Regions from separate parts of the Mus musculus genome. Here all the other regions are linked to region 1. A link is a loop called in an ENCODE intact Hi-C map of the cell type or tissue named here. Cell type or tissue: heart. All regions are shown on one strand.

What was found. A loop is a pair of places that touch in the nucleus more often than their neighbours do. Peaks named below come from ENCODE experiments on the same cell type or tissue, not always from the same donor. Only the 100,000 strongest peaks of a DNase experiment are listed, where the experiment ranks them.
Region 2: it touches region 1 in a loop (2.3-fold over the local background); 2 of 42 quality-filtered maps call a loop at or near these places.
Region 3: a loop joins it to region 1, with 2.1 times the contacts of the local background. A loop is called at or near these places in 6 of 42 quality-filtered maps.

The regions. Positions count from the first base shown.
Region 1 is chr17:4,993,045-5,001,044 of GRCm38, forward strand. It overlaps Arid1b (AT rich interactive domain 1B (SWI-like)), which reads left to right and starts at 2,030. Exons shown (of 20, transcript NM_001085355.1): 1 at 2,030-3,448. The coding sequence starts at 2,051. In heart, CTCF peaks have their summits at 622 and 3,336 (motif pointing right); DNase peaks (open chromatin) are centred at 907, 1,217, 1,827, 2,837 and 2 weaker places; H3K4me3 peaks cover 4,784 bases; H3K27ac peaks cover 4,216 bases.
Region 2 is chr17:5,112,990-5,120,989 of GRCm38, forward strand. The region is part of intron 3 of Arid1b (AT rich interactive domain 1B (SWI-like)); the gene reads left to right. Among named protein-coding and RNA genes, the nearest start is that of Gm34854, 110 kb to the right of the region's middle. In heart, a CTCF peak has its summit at 3,131; a DNase peak (open chromatin) is centred at 3,162; H3K27ac peaks cover 406 bases.
Region 3 is chr17:5,054,345-5,062,344 of GRCm38, forward strand. All of the region lies in intron 2 of Arid1b (AT rich interactive domain 1B (SWI-like)), which reads left to right. Among named protein-coding and RNA genes, the nearest start is that of Arid1b, 63 kb to the left of the region's middle. In heart, CTCF peaks have their summits at 2,548 (motif pointing right) and 4,181; a DNase peak (open chromatin) is centred at 4,217; H3K4me3 peaks cover 1,252 bases; H3K27ac peaks cover 899 bases; H3K27me3 peaks cover 302 bases.

The DNA of each region.
Region 1 (8,000 bases):
ATATTTACACTTGGCCTAGCACACAACCAAGGCAATTGACATAAGCTAAAATAGTTTTTTCAAGCGGCTAAAGAATGATTTTGGAAAAGTACAGTGCACCGGAATCTAGCATATTCCTTCAGCCTGACCTCTGGGAAGCTTTGGTTTCAAATGCGTTCTCTCACACAAATCAGTCCACTCTAGCATAACTGAGCTGTTGCTTAGGTAAAGAAGTCTGGATACCAGAGGCAGTCAGAGATTAGTTACTCCATGATAATAATGTGTAAAACATTATTCTGCTAAAACAATAGGCACCTTTTAAAAACTGGGCAAGTACTGCATATTTCTGCTTTGGGATTAGACTGTTTGCATTATTATTGATTTTATGTTTATTAAATACATCTATTTGGTTTTGTTTCCCATTACTTAGAAGTGAACTCATATCAAGAGGGTTAATTGCACACATTAACCTCTGAAATATGATGAAAGTCGTCCTTAGATTTATGAAGACCCAAGATAAACCTTAGCCGGCACTGGTTTTGCACCAATGGTTAAACGTCCCCTGAATGCTGTGTGGAGCTAACACTACACACTCGAGGACACCCAAACGCATTATAAGAAAAATACTCCATGGGGAACGCTAGGAGTTTTCATACCTACTTCCGGTGCCTTTAAAAAGAGTTATATAAACACCACCTTAGATCGGAGTGGTGAATCATAAGCAATTATTGAGTGCCTGCTGTGTACACGGCACAGCAGTCTTTGCTGCTTAACCTTCACTTAAGTCTTTCATAATTTCTCAGTTGGATGAAGTTGTGGGAATTAAGCCGATGGCCTGAAATTCAGGCGCAGAGGCCAAGGTTGTGAAAAATTACATAACTCCTGAGAGAGACCGAGTGCTTTTGCCCGGCCTGCCTGAGTGTTTCTCTTCTCCACCGGCTCCTCGCCACCTCTGAGGCCCAACAGACAACTTTGCTTCCCAGCCCCTTCTCCCTCTTTTGTCTGCTCTTCAGACTCGTTTTCCACCTTCGTACCGCTCCCTTTAGACGTGAAAACAAACACAGGGCCGCGCGCGGGTTGGCAGGGAGACCGGAGGCACGAGGGGACCGAGCAGCTTCGGGCCCCGAGCGCCGGCAGCCGGTTCCCCCCCCCCTCCCCTCGCTCCCCCGGGCCGGGCCCTCCGCGCCAGGCCGGGCGAGACCAGCCGGGTGAGCGGGGCGAGCTGGCGGGCGAACGTGCGCTCAGCGGCGGCGCCCGGGGCCGAGTCCAGTCCGCGTTTTGCGAGTGCGCAGCAGCCCTCGGAGAGAAGCGGATAATAGTTGCTCCGGCTCGCTCGGCTCCCTCACGCCGCGCTGGGCCCGATTAGGCTCAGGCAAGTCGTGCATTTCCCCCCCCCCCCCATATCCGGGTTAGAGAGGGGGGAAAAAGAGAGAGAGAGAGAGCGAGCGAGAGTGAGGGAGGGAGAGAGAAAAGTTTCATTGCAAGCGGAACTAAAAAACTTTCCGCCCGTTCAGGCCGTAGCGGGCGCGAGCCCCCGAGCGCAAAGGCGCGCCCCCGGCGGGCGGCCCGGGGCTGCGGGGGGTGGGGTGGGGAGGGCACCGCGCTTCCCCGCGGGCCGCGTGGATGCGCGCAGGAGGGGCGGCCGGCTGCGAGTGGGGACATTGTCTCCCCCCACCCCGCCCGGCCGCGCCACGCCGCGGCGATCATGGCCGCGCGGGCAGCAGCGGCGGCGCGGGCGCGGGCGGGCAGCGGCGAGCGGCGGGCGCCCTCGGGGCCGCGGCCGGCGCCCGGGGCCCGGGACCTGGAGACGGGCGCGCGCGGCGCGGTGGCGGCTCCGGGCCCCATCCTGGGGGGCGGCGACGGCGGCCTGAATAATGTGCACCACCACCCCCTGCACCCCCGTCACGACCTGAACATGGCCCATAGCGCGAGCGCCGCGGCGGCCGCCAGCTCCAACAGCGCGCAGAGCGGCCGCTCCGAGGCGGCTCTCAAGGAGGGTGGAAGCGCCGCCGCGCTGTCCTCCTCCGCCGCCGTCGCGGCCTCTTCCTCCTCGGCGGGCCCCGGCTCGACCATGGAGACCGGGCTGCTCCCCAACCACAAACTGAAAGCCGTTGGCGAGGCCCCCGCTGCACCGCCCCATCAGCAGCACCACCACCACCATGCCCACCACCACCACCACCACCATGCCCACCACCTCCACCACCTCCACCACCACCACGCACTACAGCAGCAGCTAAACCAGTTCCAGCAGCCGCAGCCGCCGCAGCCACAGCAGCAGCAGCCGCCGCCACCGCCGCAGCAGCAGCATCCCACTGCCAACAACAGCCTGGGCGGTGCGGGCGGCGGCGCGCCTCAGCCCGGCCCGGACATGGAGCAGCCGCAACATGGAGGCGCCAAGGACAGTGTCGCGGGCAATCAGGCTGACCCGCAGGGCCAGCCTCTGCTGAGCAAACCGGGCGACGAGGACGACGCGCCGCCCAAGATGGGGGAGCCGGCGGGCAGCCGCTATGAGCACCCGGGCCTGGGCGCGCAGCAGCAGCCCGCGCCGGTCGCCGTGCCCGGGGGCGGCGGCGGCCCAGCGGCCGTCTCGGAGTTTAATAATTACTATGGCAGCGCTGCCCCTGCTAGCGGCGGCCCCGGCGGCCGCGCTGGGCCTTGCTTTGATCAACATGGCGGACAACAAAGCCCCGGGATGGGGATGATGCACTCCGCCTCTGCCGCCGCCGGGGCCCCCAGCAGCATGGACCCCCTGCAGAACTCCCACGAAGGGTACCCCAACAGCCAGTACAACCATTATCCGGGCTACAGCCGGCCCGGCGCGGGCGGCGGCGGCGGCGGCGGCGGAGGAGGAGGAGGCAGCGGAGGAGGTGGAGGAGGAGGAGGAGCAGGAGGAGCAGGAGGAGCAGCGGCAGCGGCAGCAGGAGCCGGAGCTGTGGCGGCGGCGGCCGCGGCGGCGGCGGCAGCAGCAGCAGCAGCAGGAGGAGGCGGTGGCGGCGGCTATGGGAGCTCGTCCTCGGGGTACGGGGTGCTGAGCTCCCCGCGGCAGCAGGGCGGCGGCATGATGATGGGCCCCGGGGGCGGCGGGGCCGCGAGCCTCAGCAAGGCGGCCGCCGGCGCGGCGGCGGCGGCGGGGGGCTTCCAGCGCTTCGCCGGCCAGAACCAGCACCCGTCGGGGGCTACACCGACCCTCAACCAGCTGCTCACCTCACCCAGCCCCATGATGAGGAGCTACGGCGGTAGCTACCCCGACTACAGCAGCTCCAGCGCGCCGCCGCCGCCGTCGCAGCCCCAGTCCCAGGCGGCGGCGGGGGCGGCGGCGGGTGGCCAGCAGGCGGCCGCGGGCATGGGCTTGGGCAAGGACCTAGGCGCCCAGTACGCCGCTGCCAGCCCGGCCTGGGCGGCCGCGCAACAAAGGAGTCACCCGGCGATGAGCCCCGGCACCCCCGGACCGACCATGGGCAGATCCCAGGTAACCCCCGCGCCCGGCCGGGCCTGCTTCCGCCCGGGCCTCGCGCCGCGAGCCCGACTTTCTTTCTTCGCCGGGTACTTTTCCCGGCGGTTGGCGGGGGTGGCGGGGGCGCGGCGCCGCCGGGCCGGGGCCGGAGCTGGCGGGGCTGGGGAGCCGGGGTGTCCCGCGCCCTTGCTGCGCGCTGCGCTCCCGTGCCAGGCCCGGGACGGGACCTCGGTGCCCCAGGCCGCGCCCGCCCGGGGAGGGCTCTCGGGGCAGCGGGCTCCGGGGCCCGGCTTGACTCCGCCGGCGCCCACGGTGTGCCCTGAGTGGGCGCGGGGAGAGAGGAACTTTCTCTCTTCGGGCCTCGGTCGGTTTCCCATTCCCCTTGCGAGGAGGAGGCAGGGGGAAAAAAAAAACCAAAAAAAAAAAAAAAAAAAAACCCAAAAACCGAGGTTAGCTTTGTGACAGCCGTGGCTGGTGGAGTTTGGATGTTTACCAGCAAGAATAAGACCCAGATTTACAACGGGCGGAGGCGAAATATTGTAAAATAACATCGATTCGTTCCTAAGAATAGCTGGGGAGAGATCCATTATGGGGCTAAGGGCTCCTTGGAAGGAGTCACCTTCAACCGGGAGGCGATGTTGAAGGAATAGATTCCGGATCGATGGAACTTATTTTGATCATGGGTTAGGTTTTCCTTTTTTATTCAGCAAACCTAGTAAGGTAGTAGGCCAGAGAAAATGGGTCGTTGTGGATCGTATTTGAGTGGATTTTCTTGATTTTGCTGTCTCCCAAGTCCAACAGCGTTGTTAGGAAGTGTCTTGCGCTCTGGCTGTTTCTTGCTAGTAGGCTGAGCCTAAAGACTGACTTGATCTCTCCTTTGCAAGGTTTGGAATTTGAATTGTGGAGGTAAACTGGCTGTAATAGTCTCCAGACAGCTGCCTCTGAGTTGACATCTAATCTGCCATCTGATTGGCTCCCCTCTCACCATTGGGCATTTAGCACTGCTGATGTAAATAGAAGTGCGGAGCAGTACAGTCACAAAAATTCCTGACACAAATAATAACTGAACTCTATTCCAAGCACATGGAAGATTGAATACTATTTAGAGCTTAAATTGTTATGAATCATAGTTAGTAATAAAGGATTGAATACAGAGAAACATGCTGTTGTCCAGTATTAGGCATTTATAAAACTTGGGTCTTCGATGACAAATCTTACAATATGAACATTACATTTATTGTGGGCTTTAATTGTGGACTGAAAATAGGAGCATTGGGAAATAATTAATGCAAAGATTGGACCAGTTTGGGCTTCGTCAAGCTTTTTTATAAAAGTCTGCTTTTTACAGATCTAATTGAATATATTTTAATCCTACCAGTTTACAGTTTAATGCATTAAGATTTCAGTATTCTGAAATGCTATAACATTTCTTACTGATATTTAATTATCTAAAAATCAGAAGAAAGCTATATAATTGGTGATTCTTAATTAGCTTAGAGCCAGAATAAAGCTATGCATTTTTAGTGATTTGTGTTCTCATAATTGCGACCATTTTAAGATGGTCATGTGGACGAGGAGTGTTACTTACAACTGGTGTGTTCCAAAACCTGTGAAACAAAACGAATTTTTGTAGAGAACAATTGACCAAAAGAGGCAATGAATATTTCTTTGAAATGCTAAAGCACATGTCTTTTTTTGATTTGTAGCATATAGAAATGCCCCCCCCCCATACTGTTTTTTTTTTTTTTTTCCTCCTATTTTGTTAGGCTAAGTAATGTGAGCTTTATTCAAACTGCTTTTGAATTAGAGCAAGAATATTTAAGGCAAGTTCTACTGGGTACTGTGTCTTCCAAATAATTTTTCTTCTATTCACATCTTAATGCTGTGATGTTTTCTGATCTATTAGAAGGGAGTAGCAGTGGTTTGTTTGTTTGTTCATTTGTTTTTAATTTAGCTCATTTGTTTTAAGGAGGTGTGCTTTACAATTAATTAACTGTGGACTTGAGGAGAGACCTGGTTGACTTGGCACCTGATATCTGCTGCTTCCAAGTCTACATGGCTCACGGAGTTCTACTTTGATAAAAAACATTTCCCTGTTCTAGATGGAAAACTTGGGGTTTCAATTTTTGTCTTCGACCCACAGAAAGAGAAGTCCATGTAATAATTAAAACTTCTCATCTTTGTAAGCTATAAAGGGAGGAAGCTAGAAGCAGTTGTAGGTTCTTGTTACTTTAGAGGGTTATTTCTTAATGGTACCAATCATTGTAAGTATTTTTTGTTTTCTTGGAATGAGAGTGTATCCATTATAGCCTCGGTGGCCCTTGGGAATAGCTTTTTTTATCTCAGAGAAAAAAAGGGCAGACATATGACCTCAATTCACAGATTTCTTAGTTACCTTACCGGTAACATGTAGATTGTTTCTTTTCATACTTTTATTTTTTTTCCTTTTGTTTTGCTTTTGGAAGGACAGTATTATTTAGTATTTGTTATGATAGCTGTGTTAGGTAGCCACTTGTCCACATTATTAAGTTATGCCAGGCTATAGGTCATAAATTACAAAGTCATATTAAATAATGGAAAAATAAATCTGTTTTTGGCTTTTAATACATTTAGTTTCATTTTTGATTTTAGGCAAATGGTTTGTGTTGGATGGCAATTTTTTTTTATTATTTTTTATTTTTTTGTTACTGGGAATAAAACCTGCCTGTTGTTGAAAGAGGTCTTTTAAAGATTGAAATAAGCCAGTTTATGATTTTTTTTTTAAATGTAAGTATTTAGATAGAGCCAGTCTCAAAAGGAGTCCTAAGGACTGCTCACATATGTAAACTTTTAGTAAGTATACATTTGTCTTGAATTCTGTGTATGTTATTTTATTTTTAGTTTATAGATATAGTAAAGTGTAAGCTAGTTTAGGGTTACAAGGCAGGAAGCCCCAGGATTCTTCCTTATTTCTTAAAATGAAGCTAAGATATAGTGTCTTATAAGGTCAGTCCATCCCCTCTTCCACAAACCTTAGGTTGCTTGGTACTTCAGATCTTATCAAGATGCCACGATGGCCTACATTTGTATATTTGCCTAGGTATAGATGACTGTTATCTGGTTGGGTGAATTTAGTAGCCATGGCTCATACAAAAAGGCCTATTATTTAAGAAATAAAAACACCCCCCCCCCATATAAAAAATGTAGGATGTGTGTGTGTTTGTGTGTTCTGTTGTATGGGATGAAAATATTTGTAACTCAAAATCAGTTATGTTAGGTACCTTGATTTTTTTCTATTACTTAATTTTGACTATTTTTATAATAGTTTTAAGACAGCGAGTAGAAAATTAAACTCACATTAATATTAAGTCAGATTTATTCCTGGCATATGCTCTTCCCTTTATTCTAACTGGAAATAACCTTTCTCCTGTTTTCCTTTTGGTTTTGTCTGTCTGTAGTTAAGGATGCATTTTTGGCCAGGCTTTTGGTCACTGTATTTTTGTCCGCATCGCATCGTGTGAGAAATGTGTCCTGGATATGGGTATAACCCAGAGCACGCTTGGACACATTAACCAATGCACTCTAACCAATATCCTGCTTCCTCACTGAAGCCGAGAGAGCAACGTCTTCAGTGTGCTCCGAGAATACCAGTAATTCTGCTCTGAGAACTAATTTGAAAAATACAGGACTAGCTGCGGGAAGGTTTAGTAATCTTACCGCACAGCACACAGTCACCTTATAAAGAAATCAGTGTAACGGGGGTGGTGTTTTCAGTTCTGTTTCTCTTATTAAGGGAGCATATATTCCTTTATAACTTGGGCTGGTGTATGTGCAAAGGTGACTTCTGATAGGGCAGCGGCATCGATTCCCTAGGCTGCACACCAATGTTACTGTCACCATCGGCAAACCTAGAACAGGATCCTTTCTATTATTTAACCCTGTATTTTCCCAGCAGCGGTGACTTAAAATTTTACTGGGTCTATGAAATTTCCCAGCTTGTTCTGGGAGCAGCGCAGATGCACTTGGGTCTCGGCAGGTTTAGGGAGGTGGCCTATTGGCCTATTGGCCTATTGCTGGTTTTTTTTTTTTTTTTTTGCTATTGCTGTGTCCAGCTGTTGCTTGTTGCTGCCCAGGTCCTGGAGCCCTGTGTTCTGAGCCTTATTTTGTGACTCATGCCACTTTGATTTTGTAAATGTGATATTTATGTTTGATAGAACTGCTGTGTGTTACTTAAAACAACAGATTTATGGAAAGCTGAAAATGAATATTAATAAGAATCCCATTAATTTTTTGTGTAATATTTACATTTACAAAATAGATGTTTTGAAATTTTTATGGCACTATAGCAGAACTATTTTTACTTAAGGGGCCATAGGAAGTTTTGGAACTGGGGCATTGTGGCCTGTGTGTGCCTTTTCAGAGGAGTGCTCTTTTCCAAGAGGCTTCTGTGGTTCTCTGTGGCCCGGGAAAAGCATGCTACGTGCTTGCTGTGGATGCACCCTTGGAGCTGTGGATGCAAGCTCGCTGTGCATGCAGGTTTGTTGTATGTACAAGCTTGCTGTGTGTGCGCTCATTACTTTGTATGTGT
Region 2 (8,000 bases), 120 kb after region 1:
GAGTTGAAACATAACATAGTATATTGTAACAACATATAACAATTATCTGTATTAATATGCAAAATCCATACCAAATATAAAAAGATTTTGCTTGTTAATGTTCTTTGGTCTAAAAGTAGATTGAGTAATCTACCCTTTTTTCCTATCATCCCTATACCCCCTTTTTTATCTTCATTTCTTCTTCCCCCTTTCTTCCTAACACTAGATAGGAGAGAAAGAAGGATAGAAGAAAGAAAAAGAAATCCCTGAATTCAACTTCTTTATTTTGTATCATCCCTGCCCAAGACCATTACAACTTTAACCACCCCCCTTAAACTATGACAAACATCCATCATCCATTGAGTGACCCAAAACCACCCCCAGCTCTTAGGAATATGGGCATTGCTTTCTTAAAATTGGGGAGAGGGAGTTGGAGGTCCTAGGAAACTTGAGATGTTGATTAAGAAAGCTAGCTGTAGCGTTTGCTGTCGAGTCTTTGCAAGCTAAGAAAGTTCAGGGCTTAAATGAATTCCTGACTGGAACAGTCCGTGATGCTGGATAACAAAGCTAGCCATTTAGAAATTGTCCTGGTGCAGAGGTTTGAGGAAACAGAATTGAGACTATCTCAGGTAGGATTGAGCAGGATGCTGGAATAAATGTGTCTCAGCATCCCAGCATCTCAGCCTCTCAGCATCCCAGCATCCCAGCATCCCAGCATCCCAGCATCCTTTCACTATCCCCAAGGATGAATCTTGTTTAGGCCTCTTTAAATTCATTGGTGTCTATAAACATATAAACTTTCACAAAGTAACATACATTTCTACAATAACATATGTGATCAATGATCAATTAAAGATGACTTCCTGTTCTCTGTTTAAGCAGGTAAGGCACCTGTCTTTCTTTATAAGTTAGTATGTACCGTATAACCAAACTGTAATAGAATTTTTTATCTATGTCAATTGAAAGGCTGGCATAAGTCCTGAGATTGCTGTAGCCAACATAATGTATTGGCTGTACATAGATGAAGTCTGGCTGGAGACATTTTAATGTCTCAGCCATTCTCGGAGCTGTTCGCATGTAGAAGAATCAACAATACCAGGTACATGTTTTGTTGTTCTTGATGTCTTTCATATCTGCAGTCAGGATCTTCAGGGAGTCTTCACCTGTCAAATCCCCATGTCAAAGCATTTCTTTTCCTGTGGAAATAAATACAAAACCTCTTCCCTAGTGTGGCACACATCCTTCCATTCTCAGGTCAGGACATCCTTAGTAAAATGGCTGATTTAGTGTAGCAGGCTTTTCCATAATCCAGGGTCTCTCAGTAGCTGTTGGGTTTTGTTCATTAGCATTCAAAAGCTTTGAAGTTAATGAGGCACTGTGTAATCTATCTCTGGGAGATCCCGTCTCCTTCTTCTCTTCTGTGAGCATTGCCTTTAACGTGTTGTTAGATCCTTTATAACTGTGGGATTGTTGAGAAATATCTGTAACATGTTCTATGAGTAATGTCTAAAATATTGTTGCATTGTAATGGATACATATGTCAGAGCATCATCAGCGCCATCTGCCAAGGCATCTCAGATGGACCATCTCTTAATAAATGTGTCATCTCAGAATCAGCGTTTTCAGAATTTAAGGCAAAAGCCACTTGGAATTCTGAACATGTATCAACTGTATGATGTATTAACACATATTTCTCCAGAGTCTATAAAATGAAACCTAATCTATTGTATGACATTGCTCTAAGGTAGCATCATTTAGCAGAATCTGGATTTATAATTCACAATATTGCATCTCTATGGGCTGCCATTCTAATTCCTTAAGCCATTGTGGATTTTTTTCATCTATAGTTATTTCGAAGATAATTTAATGGTTTCACATCAGCATTTGTGACCTTTATTGTCAAAGTTAGTAGTTAACCTCTACATTTTGGAGTGTACTGGATTATAATTTGATAATACTGTATTTCCATGTTTAACATTTTCAAAAGATTTTATTTCTTTTTAGAATGAGGATCAAAAGGGAAATCCAATCAGAGACTGAGTAATGACATAGTAATGTCTGCTTGAACACTTAATTTCCTTCAGAAAGGTGGGAGAGGGTGGGTTCCTGCCTGGACTCTGTAGGCTGGAGCACTGGAGTGTGCTCTGGGCTGGAGTGTCTCCCAGGCCTCCCATGAGCATCTGCTTTGTAGAGTGCTGGGTCTGTTGGAAAAGTGGGGAGAGCCTGAGGAGGGGCACAGTCATCAAAGCCCTTGTATTTTATGGCCTTCTCTTCTCTTGATGCTTATATGCTGAGGCGAGAAAATTGGGGTTCCCCCATTTTTCTTTTCACTACTTTTAGCAGTTTTCATTTGAATTTAAAGTGCTCATTTTAGTATGTTAGAGTTTGAAAAGGAGACTCAATTTAGAGACAAATAAGTGACTGATTCAGTAGTTCCAGTTTCAGGATCCCAGTACCCTCTTTGAGGCTATAACTCATTATAGAGACCCATTGCCCTCTCTCTGCTGGCCTCCATGGCTACCAGGCAAAACAGACAAGCATGTATGTAGGCAAAACACCGCACACAGAAAAGTAACGAACAAACTAAAAGTTCTTCCTTCTCAGTCATTTTGATGAAAGACAGTTCTGTAGAGTAGCAAGCTGTGCATGTATTGTTTCAGTTGAAGCAAATTCATAAATGCTCACAACAGCACCATTACTGGGCTTTCCTAGTGTAGGTTATGGTCCCCACCACCACAACCACCACACATACTAAAGGGGATAACAACAGGACTAACTCATTTGCAGACTGATTTTCCCCCAAAACTTGGAGTATGAGGTGGGGACTCTGTTCATTCTCTGGATTAACTTGGTGAAAGCAGTAGGAGGCAGAGAGTCCGTTGGACAGGCGACAGTAAGGATTCATAAAACGCAGAGGGAGGGAAGGGCCATTGACATGAGAACTGTTGACAGCGGGGGATTTACTTAGCAAGTTCTCTATCCCAGCTGTAGTCTGTGGAGGACTTTAGTGTCAGTCTTTAGCTCTACTAGAAATCAGAGTGTACATCCAAGTTTGAGAGCCTCTCCTGTACACAGCTAACTGGTGCCTTCCAGTCATGGAACACAGTTCCGGTACGGTAATCTGTTCCTGTAACACTGGGACGCCACACTGAGGCAATGCCTGGAGTTCGGATTGACTGCAGCTGTGCTTTAATCTAATGGGCTCCCCGTCTCTCTCATTGCTATTTATACTGTGGAGACACATTGTGCTCCAGAGATGGGCAGATGGTCAAGCCTAGAGGCCATCGGTGACAGTCTTTCCCTTTGCTTCCAGATCTGGTGTTTAGAGCACAGATTGTTGGACACCCACTCTTGGAGGTTCTGATTCAATAATTTGGGGCATGACCTAATAATTTTCCTATCTGTAAAATTCCCCAGTGAGAACCCTCCTTGGGAACCACTGTAGACTACCCTAGATTTTGAAGTAACTTGTTAAATTCCCGGACCACAGGATGGGAATTCTGACAGTTCTGATGTAGCAAGGACCTCAGGACTCTGGACTTGACTATTTTACTAGTTGCCAAGTATGTTGGATATATCCTTGCTTCACAACAGTGATTCTCATATTTAATTAAATGTAATTCATGGTAAATCTCACATTGCTAGACATTTCTCCTTTTACCCAAGTAGAAATTTAGTTCTTTTAACTATAGGAACCCTTAGACAGAATATGAACACACACACACACACACAGAGAGACAGAGACAGAGAGAGAGAGAGAGAGAGAGAGAGAGAGAGAGAGAGAGAGAGAGAGAGAAAACAATCCTTAAGCAAGCTAGACTTTCTGTTAATTCTTACAAGTGATGTATATGGCCTAGCTTCCACAGATCAGTAAAGATGAGGGTGCCTGGATCCAAGTTCTCTTCAGTGTGATTTTTTTTTTTAAAAAACCCTCTCACATTCTTTTCTTTTCTCCTCCTCCTCATCATCTTCCCCCCTCTCTCTCCCTCCCCCTCCCCTTACCCCCTCTTCCCTCCCCTCCCCCTTCTCCTCCTCTTTCTAATCCTCCTCCTTCTTGTTCAGCCTTGGCTGCTTTCGAACACATTGTGTAGCATGGTCTCTTAAGTCAGCAGAGCCCCCCTGCCTCTGCCTCTTGGATGCTGAAATTGAAGGTGTATGCTACATGCCCAATGTCTCTTGCACCCTTAACACACAAGCCACAGTGAGGGAGGAGCCTACAGGCCAGCCTTCACAGGCTCCCTTCCAACATTCCTTTAAAGGGCCCAGTTATTATCACACGCCTGGTAAACACTCACCAGGATCTGTTTTGTGTCTTAATTTGGAGAGATTTTGGTGTGAGGAGACCCAGCAGTACAAGACTTTTTCTCTTGCTTCTTCTTCTTGGTCCTCTGTCTAGTTTCCTTCAGTTCCTCAGTCTTACTCAGGAACACAGTCTACCTCATCTGAGAATCTCTTTCATAGTAGGCTGGCCTGGCTGGTTCGAGGGCAACCTCCACATCCTTTCTCACCAGCTGGCCTCATAATTTTTGTAATGTTTCTCTTACTGGAATCTGGGGCTCACAGATTAGGCCGTGCTGACTGCCAGGGACACTCTGGGAGCCACCTCCCATGTCTGGGATTGCAGGAATGCATCACCACAGCCAGCTCTGAAGTGGGTGCTAGGGACTGAACTCAGGTCCTCATGCAAGGCAAGTATGTCACCAGTGGAGTCTTCCCATGTCACCTTTTTGGTTCTTGTAGCTTTTACTCCGTCAGCATTTCTGAGGAGTCAGACAACTTTTACAGATGGCACTGTGCAATTCTTAGAAATTAGTTGGAAAGCCTGCAGTTCTCTCTCCTTGGCAAACAAAGGTTCTGTTTATGTAGTCTGTGGGTTTCATCCATTTTCTTAGAGTAGGTTGCTATCAGGCTCTTACGTGCCTCATAGTAGTCCTCTAATTAAGCACGTGCGCAATGACAAGGTGTTCAGTGGAGACAGCTATTCAGACTAGAGTTAATCGGGAGCTAGAGCTACTACTGTGCATTTAAATCAGACACTAACAGTGTTTGAGGAGTCCTTAGTAATTTTATTTTTATTTCCGTTATTTTATAAAGATTATAATGTTAAGTTCAGTTATTCATAATCAATCTGCTTTTATAAATCTCAGGGAAATTATATGCTTTTTCTGATGAATTCGCCTGTTGATACTATGTTGATAGTTTTCCCCAGTAAACCGGTTTGAGGATCTGATAAAGTCTGTAACTCCTAACCCTGTGACCATATAAGGTGCCATACAAAATCAGCTCCAACTTCAGGGTAGGGTTCAGTGTCATTTGCTCCAAAGTCAGGAATGTAGGCCTTTGGTGAAGGCCACAGCGTCCTCTGGGAGGGAGGGCCTCGCCTGTCTACTGAGTGCAGCCCTGCTGGGTGTGTCCCCTTAGGTGCTGTGCATGGAGCAGGAGGAATGTGGACAATTTTTTCTTGCCACCACTTCTTATGTGTTATGATGTAGCTATTTATGTAGCATTGATATTGCATTAGGTATTTTGAGCAATCCACATGACTACAGGAAAGGTCCTTAGGTTCTCAGCAAGTATGACAGCAATTTATAGAAGACGTTTGAATGCCCATGTGTCACTGGTGTTAGGACCTGTATTTTGTAGACCCTGAGAAACAGCCTCTCGGATCTATCTCATGGGTCAGTGTGAAGGCCAATTCACTGAAGGAATAAAATGACCAGAAACTTCCTGGCACACGAGGAGTGTGACAGCACATCAACATCATGGCTATGAGTCGTGTCCTAGCTGATGAATTAATATTTCGATTCTAATTCTTCAGTCAGTTTTAAATTTAAAAAGATAATCGACACTAACTGGATAGTTAGCTTTTGCCAAGCAGAGTGCCAGGCTTTATAGATGAAGAAAATATTTTTTGGGGGGTAGCAAATTTGGATGCTGTGTAAATATTAACATGGGCTACCTTTCCCTGTTGGGTACCCAGAGAAGGAAGGACTACAGCTTTGTGAGTTTTTTGTTTGTTTGTTTGTTTTTGTTTTTAAATGAGTTGATTATTAAAAACCTGGAATGCTGCCAGGTGGTGGAGGTTGAGGCAAGGTGGATGGATATCTGTGAGTTCAAGGCCAGCCTGGTCTGCAGAATGAGTTCAAAGCCAGTCAGGGCTACACAGAGAAACCCTGTCTCAGAAAACCAAAACCAACCAATCAACCAAGCACACACTGCTTGCTAGTTGCTTTGGTCCTCCCAGTCCTCAGCTCCCGAGCTGCCTCTGGGCAGAGAATGTGACTTTAGGCCTCCACATGCTCCCTTCTCACTCAGACACTGCTGTTTCCGGAAGGCATGGACGAGGCACCAGCTCGCAGTGCTGTCAGCCTCCGGGTCTCACCCTCTCCACAGGTCTCACGGACAGATGTCCCCTCAGCCTGTCCAGTAGTCAGCTGCCACTTGCTGATGGCAGATGTCTGTGTGAGAACGCCACTGTGAATATTATTGAAACTCATCAGGAAGAAGCACTGTGGGCCACACTGGCCTGCCTACCTTTCCTCGTGGGTATCTAAATCTGGAAAAGAATTGTTCCCTTGAATTCAGAGAAACTAACTAGTGTTTGGAGCACATATCCTTTGAATTCATTGATATGCATGTGTACATGTGTTAGTGTGTGTGTAAAAACATCAATACTTTTATATATCATTTTTAAGAGAACATGGTTTTAACTGAAGCTAAAAATTGGACTGGCTTTAGGATCAGTAAAAATCCATTGGGCTTTCTTTGGTCATGCGATCTTTCTATGAGCTAGAGGAATTTTGGAGCAGGATACATGGAAGAATTCAGTGACAAACAGGAGACATGACTGAGCTACTCAGCATTGCCCACTTAGGTGGTCTCCATTCATCTACATCCTACATCTTGTATTTTCTTAGTCCATCCTTCCCCCATCTTCCTCCCTGAACTGAACCCAGGGCTCATACATTGTAATTCTGTTACACTCTAGCCCATCCTGTTGTCTGAAAATAAACTCCAAACACCTTTTAGAAAGATTTTTTATTTTTATCTTATGTCCTTGAGACACATTTGTGTATGTCTACCATGTGCAAGCCCGATGCTCACAGAGTCACAGGTAGGTAGTTAGAAGCTGCCATGGCTGCTTAGAACTGAACCCAGTTCTATGCAAAATCAGCCAGTGCTTTTAATGGCTGAACCAACAACTCTGCAGCCGCCGGCCAATAGTTTTTACATTGTACATTTCTGGTTATTTCCCTCTGCCTCTTTCGCCCTTCTTTTTTTCTTGTTTTGTTATGTCCTCCTCAATTGGAGGAGCTGAGTCATGTGATTCCCAGTGTGAGATATTCCGTTTGAGTCCCTCAGCTTGTTCCTCAGACCTTTCAATTTGTTATTAAAACATCATTGTTGTGTGTCTGATGTGTTTGTGATCTGTGGCGTGAATGTGGTAGAGATCACACGTAGAGATCGGAGTATAGCTTTGTGGAGTCTGCTCTCTCTGTGGGTTTCAGGGATGGAACTTAAGTCATTACTCTTCAGAACAAGTTACTTTAACCGCTAAACCATGCCAATGGCCCATCTAAAGCATAATTAAAATGAAAAGGTTGATAGTTTGATCTAATGAGTTAGTAGGTTCTTTGCAGGCTTTGATTGTTGCTTTGTAGACTTGGGGACCTGGTGTCCTTCAGGGCCGCCATTGCTGATCTCTGCAGTCTTCTTCCTCGGCTTCCAGTTTATTTTTAGTACATCTTTTCACGGTCGTCTTTTTTCTTTAATACAGTAGCAGACAGCAAACTGTGTCTAGTAGCACGTTGCTCCTAGGCAGTGTAGCTGCTAACGGGATGTGTATTCCTGGACATGAGCCAAGTTGTGCTTCACTCTGTGTGTTTGTCCTCATGCTCTTTATTTTGGTGTTGGGGTGTGAGCCCCAAGAACCCATGCCAGCCACTTACCTGGCTGCTGCTCGTTATGCTGGGCTCTGGGAATCCAGGAGGACAGCAGCCTTCTCCTGAGGAAATCGTTAC
Region 3 (8,000 bases), 61 kb after region 1:
GTGAGGCAAAGAATGAGAGAAACTGAGTTGTGAGAGTGAGCACAGGTGTGGTCCTGCTCTCCCACTGAGTTGCCTAAGAGGGCCAGACACTCACTTGGTTGGGTAGGCAGGGGCCCTGGGAGGTGTTAGTTTGCACACATGAAGGTGGACCCTCCTACTGTCTCCTGTTACTATCAATACGGTGTTACTTTTGGCTCATTAGATTGAGAAAGTATTGAGGTCTTTGAGGCTTGTTAACACAGTTATCACCAGATATTTATTGGTAATGTGGAGGAGCTACAGGCACCCTTAGAGGAACAGACCTGCACCTATGCACCTGAGTGCAATGCGCTGGTGTTGGGTGCAGTTAGTGACTGTGCCCTGGGAGCAGCTACTGCATGGGCACATGGTCTAAGAATAGGTCCCATTAGACCCTGGTCTTGTCAGAGAGGCTTGTTCTAGGTCTGCGTGAGAAGCAAGCTGTTTCAAGTTTCATCAGCCTTTAAAGGTTTTTAGGCTTTTCTTTTCTTGTCTTTTCCGTTCTTTTTTCTTACAGACTTCTGCACCGGTTTCTGAGTCTCGCCCTCCTTCCCCATGTTCCCCTTTCATTTGTATCCTGGTCTGGTGCTTTCCTGCATCAGCTCAGGGAGTAAGCCGGGGTGGGGGAAATCATCTAAAATTGATCTCAATAACTCAGTTGAGTAAAGTTAAATTTATTCTATTTATATTTTTAAGACGAGATACTGTCCTTCCACATTTAGAAGCAGCACTAGGTTCCAGAGTAGAGAAAATCCCACCTCCACAGATCAGAAATGTGCGTCTGTTAAAGTTGTTTTCCTCAGAGGACATTTCAAAAGTAACACATGGCTTCTATTGACCTCATTTTCTTCCACCTGAGAAATGATGTTGAACTGGGCCTGCGTCAGAGAGCCATGGTGCCTCTATGACAGTCAAGCAGAGAATTCCCACTTAACACTATGGGCTTCAGTGCTGATGAGTTTCGCATTGGGCAATGGGACCCTGACAGAAATCTAAGGCAGCGCCCAGAGCGTGCTGTCAGTGCTCTCCAGTTTGGGCTGGCGTTTAAGATGAGGTAAATGTTGTGGAAATATACAAAGAAACTCCAGTATGAGGGAAAACGTCCTCTTTTTGGCACCAGGTTCCCTTTCTTCCTCTTGCCTTCTCTGCCATTTCTGTCACGTAATTCAGCCATCAGTGTTCATGTGAGTCCAGCTGTGTAGGACTCAAGGCTGTCCGTGTGTTCCACAGGCTCAGCTTCCTGTTTGCTGGCCTTGATGATAGTGTCATCACTTCAGATGTAGGCACCGGCTGCAGCCCAGCTCCAAGCCCCTTGAGTGTGGTGGGGCCAGTCAGTTGGACAGAGGAGAACGTTTCTCATGGTCATGGTGAGCATCTCTTTGTTCTTTGAGGATCTGAAAGCTGCTGTCTGTACTTCGGAATCCAGAACTAATACAGCCTATGGCAGCAGGGACAAACTCAATTAACTTAGTTTCTTGTGGTATATCAGCAAGTGGAGTGGACTTCTCCTGGGCCACTCGACCAGTGGGTTCACGGACGGTGCTGGCATCCTGTGTGTCTGTGAGTAGGTGGCATCCAAGTCCTTTCTTAGTTTTTTAAGTCCTTTGTCCACTGAGAGCCATGCATGGGTTTTGTGTGTCCCTTTTTTGGGGGGCACACCCCTGGAGAAGCTTCTTTGAAAGGCGTGGTGGTGGTGGGGATCAGTGTCCCCAGTGTCCCCAGTATCAGAGGGTCAGGTGGCTTTGCTTGAGCACATAGATGTGGAGGTTGGCAATAATCTACCCTGAAGCCTCTATCTCCCCGTCTGTGTGTCCCGCAGGGCGTCTGTGGAGGTGTCCAGGCCTTCGTCCTTTGTATGTTGCCTTCCTTTTTCCTTCTCTGGAGACTTCAGATGTGTTGAATTGAAATTTGTCTTTTCCCGCTTGTTTTTCTAGACTCATCTAATGTTAACCGTGTGTGTGTGTGTGTGTGTGTGTGTGTGTGTGTGTGTGTGTGTGGTTGGCAGGTGAGTGGGTATTTTCTTTGCTAATGTCACATCATAGTTTCCTTTGTGACCCTTGGAAGTTTTATTGGTTAACCCTGGGTTAATTAACTCCTTACTTTCACATTATCCCCCACTCGTCACCTGTTTATCTTTCCCCCTATTTCTTGGCAGGTATTGTTAATCTCCCCTCCGTCCTGTTAGGGGCTGTATTTACTTTTTTCTTTTTCACAGTTTCACTATGTATAGACTTGTTTTTCTTCACAAACTTTTCTGATATCATCATTTCAGGAAGACAGCAGTTCATCTGCCTTTACACAGCTTTAGAAACCGGTGACTGTAAGGTTCTACTTTCAAAGAGAAAGTTCTGTGTCCTTGGTTGACCAGTTGCCCTGGTGGACTAGATGACGGAGTGGGAGTTGAGCCATTTTCTTTGAGGCCCCTCTTGTGTTGTCTGCATGCTTCTCCCACTAAGGTATCCATTGCTCTCAGAGAGGGGGGTCTGCTGTGTCCCTCCCCGCCACACTGTTTCCATGGCTCCTCTCCTGCTGGCCCTCCAGATGGCAGTCCTCCTCTGCCTGAGGTGAGGACAGGGAAGGGGGCTCTGTGTTCCTCATTGCAGGTCTTTCTGTCCAGCTCCCACCACCCTGATTCCTGAGTCTTTGGGGTTTCGTGCTTTAATTAGCTTGCTTCTTATCCTCTCACCTAGAACAAATTAAAACATTAATTATCGCTTGTCTCTCTGCTTTTCTCCTTCCAAAAATTCTTTGACCTCTTGCCTGCTGCTACCCCAGCTCATGTTTTCTCTGCCCTCACAGATTTAGACTTTTACCTTTTCATTGTTCCTTCCGTGGGGGTCCATACATAGTTATAAACAGGAGCCTTGATCTGTTTATGGAAACCTGTAGAGACATTTTTAGTAAGAGCTTCTCTTACAAACTGTTGTCTACATGTTTGGGTTTCAGTGTGCCACCTGGTAACACTCTGGCTCCAGAAGTGTGTGCATTAAGACCAGAGGGGACTTCAGGAGATAAGTATCTGCGGGGTCGATTGTTGGCAGGGCCCTGGCCTGAGGAGCTGTGTGAGGTGGGGCTGTCTCTGTGTAGATTAGCCAGGAGAAAGTTCGTGGTACTGAGGCAGTGCTTTCAGAGTGATTGCTCCCTCGGGTGTGCAGGGTAGGGCTGGGAGGACAGCCTCTAGGCCAGTGGGTTCTCTGCCCATCCACAGGAGGCCAGGCTAGGGTTGCTGAGTGCCTGTGAGGGGGGCTGCTGTGAGGGATGGTGGGAAGGGACAGTTTTAAGGTGAACTGGGACAAGGGTTAGCAGAGCAGCACCACAGGAAGGCAAGGGCCACAGGCTGGGCCCAGAGGATACTCTCTGTGGTGGGAGTAGACCCTCAGGGCTGCAGCTCTGCCTGCTGCCTGCTGATGCTCTCCCTGATGCTGGAAGCTGCAGGCTCCTTGATTGAAGCCCTGCCTTGCTGGTCTCCACCTACTCCTATTGGAAGATAATCATGTTTTCATAATTGATACTAACAATCTAACAGATATGGCTAGCCTCACTCCTCAGAGAAAGACAGAATGGCATGTATCACAGGCAAAAGGTTTTTTTTTTTTTTTTTTTTTACTAAAGTTTGTGTTTAATGCAATTTTTAGCAATAGAGAACAGAATGGAAAAAGAACCTTCTGATTCATACTTATTAAGCAACCCAGAAAATAAGTTAACTGTAGTAGGGCAATCAGGAATTTTATCTACAGGCACAGCTTCATAGTATCTGTATGTGTGGCCCAGTGCCAAGACCAGTGTGAAACTAAAAACAACAACAGCAAACTGTTAGAGCAATTATAACAAGTCAACTTTGTATCCTTCTGTGTCAGGAATGAAAAATAAAGAGTCCAGCTTCCCCGGCCTGCCGGCCTGCCGGCCAGTATTTAGCATTCCTGCTGCTGTTTACAGAGCTTTGCATATGGTCTTTGAAACCCTGCGTGCTCTTTCAGCGTGAACCATCTACTCACTCTTATCAGCTTTCAAGATGCTGTCTCTCACAGCTCTGCCACTGTTAGAGCAGGTCCGGAATCAAGCAGGGAGCTGGGAAAGAGCTCCGCTGCAGAGCTCGGCTGCAGACCGCCATCCTGGCTGGAGGTTGCTAAGCTTCTGTGTACATTCCTGGTGCCCTCCTGGTGGCCTGATCCTTAGGCCTCCTTAAGTTAAAAATACTGGGTGTGTGTGGTCTTGGCAGCTGGCACGAGGCCAGGCTTTTTATATCCTGCTCTGGCCTGGGAATGGAGCTCAGCAGAGGGGGTGCACAGTGTGGGGAGGCCCTGCTGCCTGGCTGTTCTGGTTTTGTTGTTCTAAGGAAGAGACAGCTGATGCTGGCCCTCCACGCGCATCTTTCTTTTGGTCTGATGTTTGTTAGAGTAGCCATAGAGAGCCAACTTTAGAGTTTAATTTCCTTTCCCCTTTGAAGCCTGTTATACCATCTGTTAGAGAGAAACTTCTATGCCTAACTACTTATACTTTAACTAATTAATTGGGCACTGGGTTCCTGGACATATTTATTAAATGTCAACAACTTGGGACATTTAGTCTTTGTTTTTAGAGTTTTATGTCCAGTAGGATTTTTCTTAAACTATGTCCAGAATATCCTCGGGAGTGTGCACACTGCTTTACATTTTTTGTTATGAATTATTGATTAGATTGTTCTGAAGGTATCCATTTGTTTCTTCCTCCCCACAGCAGCACCTAGGAAGCTGTTTTCTGTCTCCCTCCCTCTTCTGGGTGCTGTTTTACATACTAGCATGCCAGGGCTAAAGGAGGCAAGGCAGACTCATCGCCTGCTTGTGCTATTAGACATCCGTACAGTGAGGAACAGTGCTGTGGAGTCTTCATTGTGAATGCTGTTCAGGCTGTTCCCTGCAGTATGTGGGTCAATGGGTGGCCCAGTTCAAGACCTGGGGCACTTCAGAAGAAGTGAGGTGTCTGCCCCTGGAGAGGTGTCTTCTGGGAGAGGCAAGCATCCATGTGTGTCTTGTGGGGAGGGAGTGGCTAAAGCGCTTATGGCGTATGATTGATAAGCCGATTGTCACAGTCGGGTGGACCCCAAGGAAGGGACAAGCATGTCATTGGCCCTGACAGTGATTGACAAGGGGAGGCAATTCACGTGCTTTCTCAGATGAAGATGCACTAAAGCGTTCTTTTGCACTGTTCTTCCCAAGGCCTCACGGCCACATGCCTTGTGACATTCTTGGGATGTTTTTACACAAAGTGAGGTCCTTTGCAATTTTAAGTATTCTTTACATTTAATTTATGTTTGTGTGTGTCCTGAGTGTGGTGCAGGCATGTCAGTGTGTGGGCACATGGAGGCCTCTGTTGGCCTTGTTGCCTTGAGACAGGGTCTGTCAGCAAACAGGTGCACATTACTTTCTCTAGGCTGCCTGGCCACCAAATCTCTAGGATCTTCCAGTCTCTGCCCCCAGTGCTGGGGTCACAGGTGAGCAGAGCTGTTTCTCACTTTTCTTGTAGATGCTGGGGATTTGAACTTGGGTCTTTATGTTGGCCATAGCAGGTAGTCACCTCCTGGAATTGAAGACTATTTTCTGGCAGACTTTAATGGGTAGCCCTGGCTATGGCCCTGCATGGCAGACTCGAGCTTGCCCCACTTCTTAGCCCATGCGGGAAAGATCCTGCTCGTTCGTTCTGAAGTTGGCCCAGTGCACAGAATCAGCTCTCACTAGGAGCACTTACTTGCTTCCTTCTTTGGAAATGGAAACTGTTGGGCAGAGGGGTGGACATGGCGAGGGTGTTTGAGCACACTATAGCAGACCGTTTTGGCCTGGCCAATGTGAATCGATGTGTTTTTATTAGAGCTCTTTGGCTGATCTTGGACTGTAGCATTCTCACGTTGGACTGAACGTTAACAAAATATGGATGCTTTTCTTCCTTGGGATCGGCTGCTAAATGTAAGGGGCTTTGTGGATCAGTGCTGCGATCTCTTCATTTGTAGGGTGGGAGTCCACTAAGATGGGAACTTATGTGGAGGGGTTTGCTGAGGTTCTGAGTCAGAGCCCTTTGGAAGGCATGTTGGAATAGGCCATGTAGGTGGGGAGAGCCTCGAACTCTACCTTTGCTGGGGATGGAGGACACTTGTGCTCTTTTCTCTCCTTATCTCCCCGCCCACCCGTTTTAAAGTAATTCTGTAAAATATATAAGAATGTAACTGCTTAATGCAAAAGTAAGACCCCATTTTTCAGAGATAAAGTAAGTGTGTGTGTGTGTATGTATGTGTGTAGCCGTGAATAACACAGCACAGTGCTGTGCCCCTGTGCTGTGGTTTCCTCCCTGGCTAGTGCACCTGTGTGTTTGCTGTGTGCTCCTCTCTCCCATTTTGTGTAGGCTGCACGGCAGGCCTTTGTGTGGATTGCTGTGTTCAGGCCAGCATGAGGGGACTGATTTCACTGCTGCTACAGGAGGTGGTGGAGGAGAGCTGGCAGCTTTAAGGATCACGAGCTCTTCCTTTAAGGGAATTTCCTAGAAGTGAAAAGAGGCCACCTAGCCCATGATCAGAAAACAATCAAAGCAGAAGAATGGAGCATCCGCCCTCCTGTTGCTTTTAAAAAGTGTTCTTTCCTGGGTCACAGGAAAGTGCCACTGGCAGCAAGTGACCTCACTTGGGGGCTTCCTGGGACTGCTTAGCTTGGGAGTGGAATATCTTGTGTGGTCTCCTGTTTTCCATTTGGCCTTTGATCTGTCTGCCTTCACTCAGAAAGTTTAAAATTTACCTGTATTTTGTAATACCCAATTCATAGACTATAAACATAGCCTGTGTGTTCTGAGCATGTTTTCTCTGTTTTGTAATCTGTGCTGTTGACTGTAAATCTTAAGACACTCCTTAGAGGTTATTCTTTGCCTGCTTTTGGATCTGTAGTGAAAATTAAAGGTACTTTAAAGTCCAGAAAGTGGATGATGTCCACTGGTCAGTAATTAGTGAACTCGGTAAAGGGCAGCTGCTCAGAGAAGTAGGAGAGTCTGTGGTGGCTGGGCATGTACCAGGGCAGCTGTGAAGTAACGTGGCAGGTGGCTAGTGAGAATTCTGTCGTTCTCCTTACAGTACATCTAAAAGCTCAATAACTGTTGGGTGGGAGTAGATGAGTGTTGAGCATTTGTGGAGAGTGTACATGGTCCAGAGCTCTATCACCAGCATGTAAAAACCAAAGCAAAAGTCAGGCATGCTGGTGCACACCTCTGATCCTGGCACTCAGGAGGCACAGGCAGGCTTATCTCTGAGTTCAAGGCCAGCCTGGTCTACAAAGTGAGTTCCAATACAGCCAGGGCTACACAGAGAAACCATCTTCAAAAACAAGAGCCACCACCACCAAAAGCCAAAGCAAAATAAAAAAGAATATAAATGTACTAGCATGAAGCAGCTTCCGTTGTGATTGGAGTAAGTGCAGAGCTAGGATGCACTGCACGGGAGGCTTCAGGCTGGCGTGGAAGGACTTAGCAGCCTGTGTCTGTTTCATAATCTTTTTCCAGTGGAAACTTAACATTTACCAGGATGACCTTTTAAAAGTCACGGCCTGCCTCATTCATCGTCCCTCTTTGAAACCATGTTTACTCTAAAAGTTGAAAGGACATTGTCTTAAGTTTTTCTTTCCATAGGACATGTGCTGGTTTGTTGTTTTTTTCTGTAAAATGCCTATATAATATAAGAGAGTAACAAAGCACAAAGGCTCTTCTGTAACCTCCCATTGGTTAGCCACTGAACAAAGCTTCAGAACTTTGCTCATGAACAGGACTGGGCTTTGCCTTATGGGTGTCTGTGTGTTCATAGTGCACAGTGCCATGTTAGAATAGGCTCCGGCACCCTGCGCTGTTCAGTAAAACATCTATGAGGCAAAGAAACCAATAAAGAGAAGAATCAGTCCCTCAGGGGTCTGTGTGTACAAGTCTCGTGGTGCTGGGGCTGTTTGTGGTACTCGTGAGGCTGAGCTCTGGAATCTCGA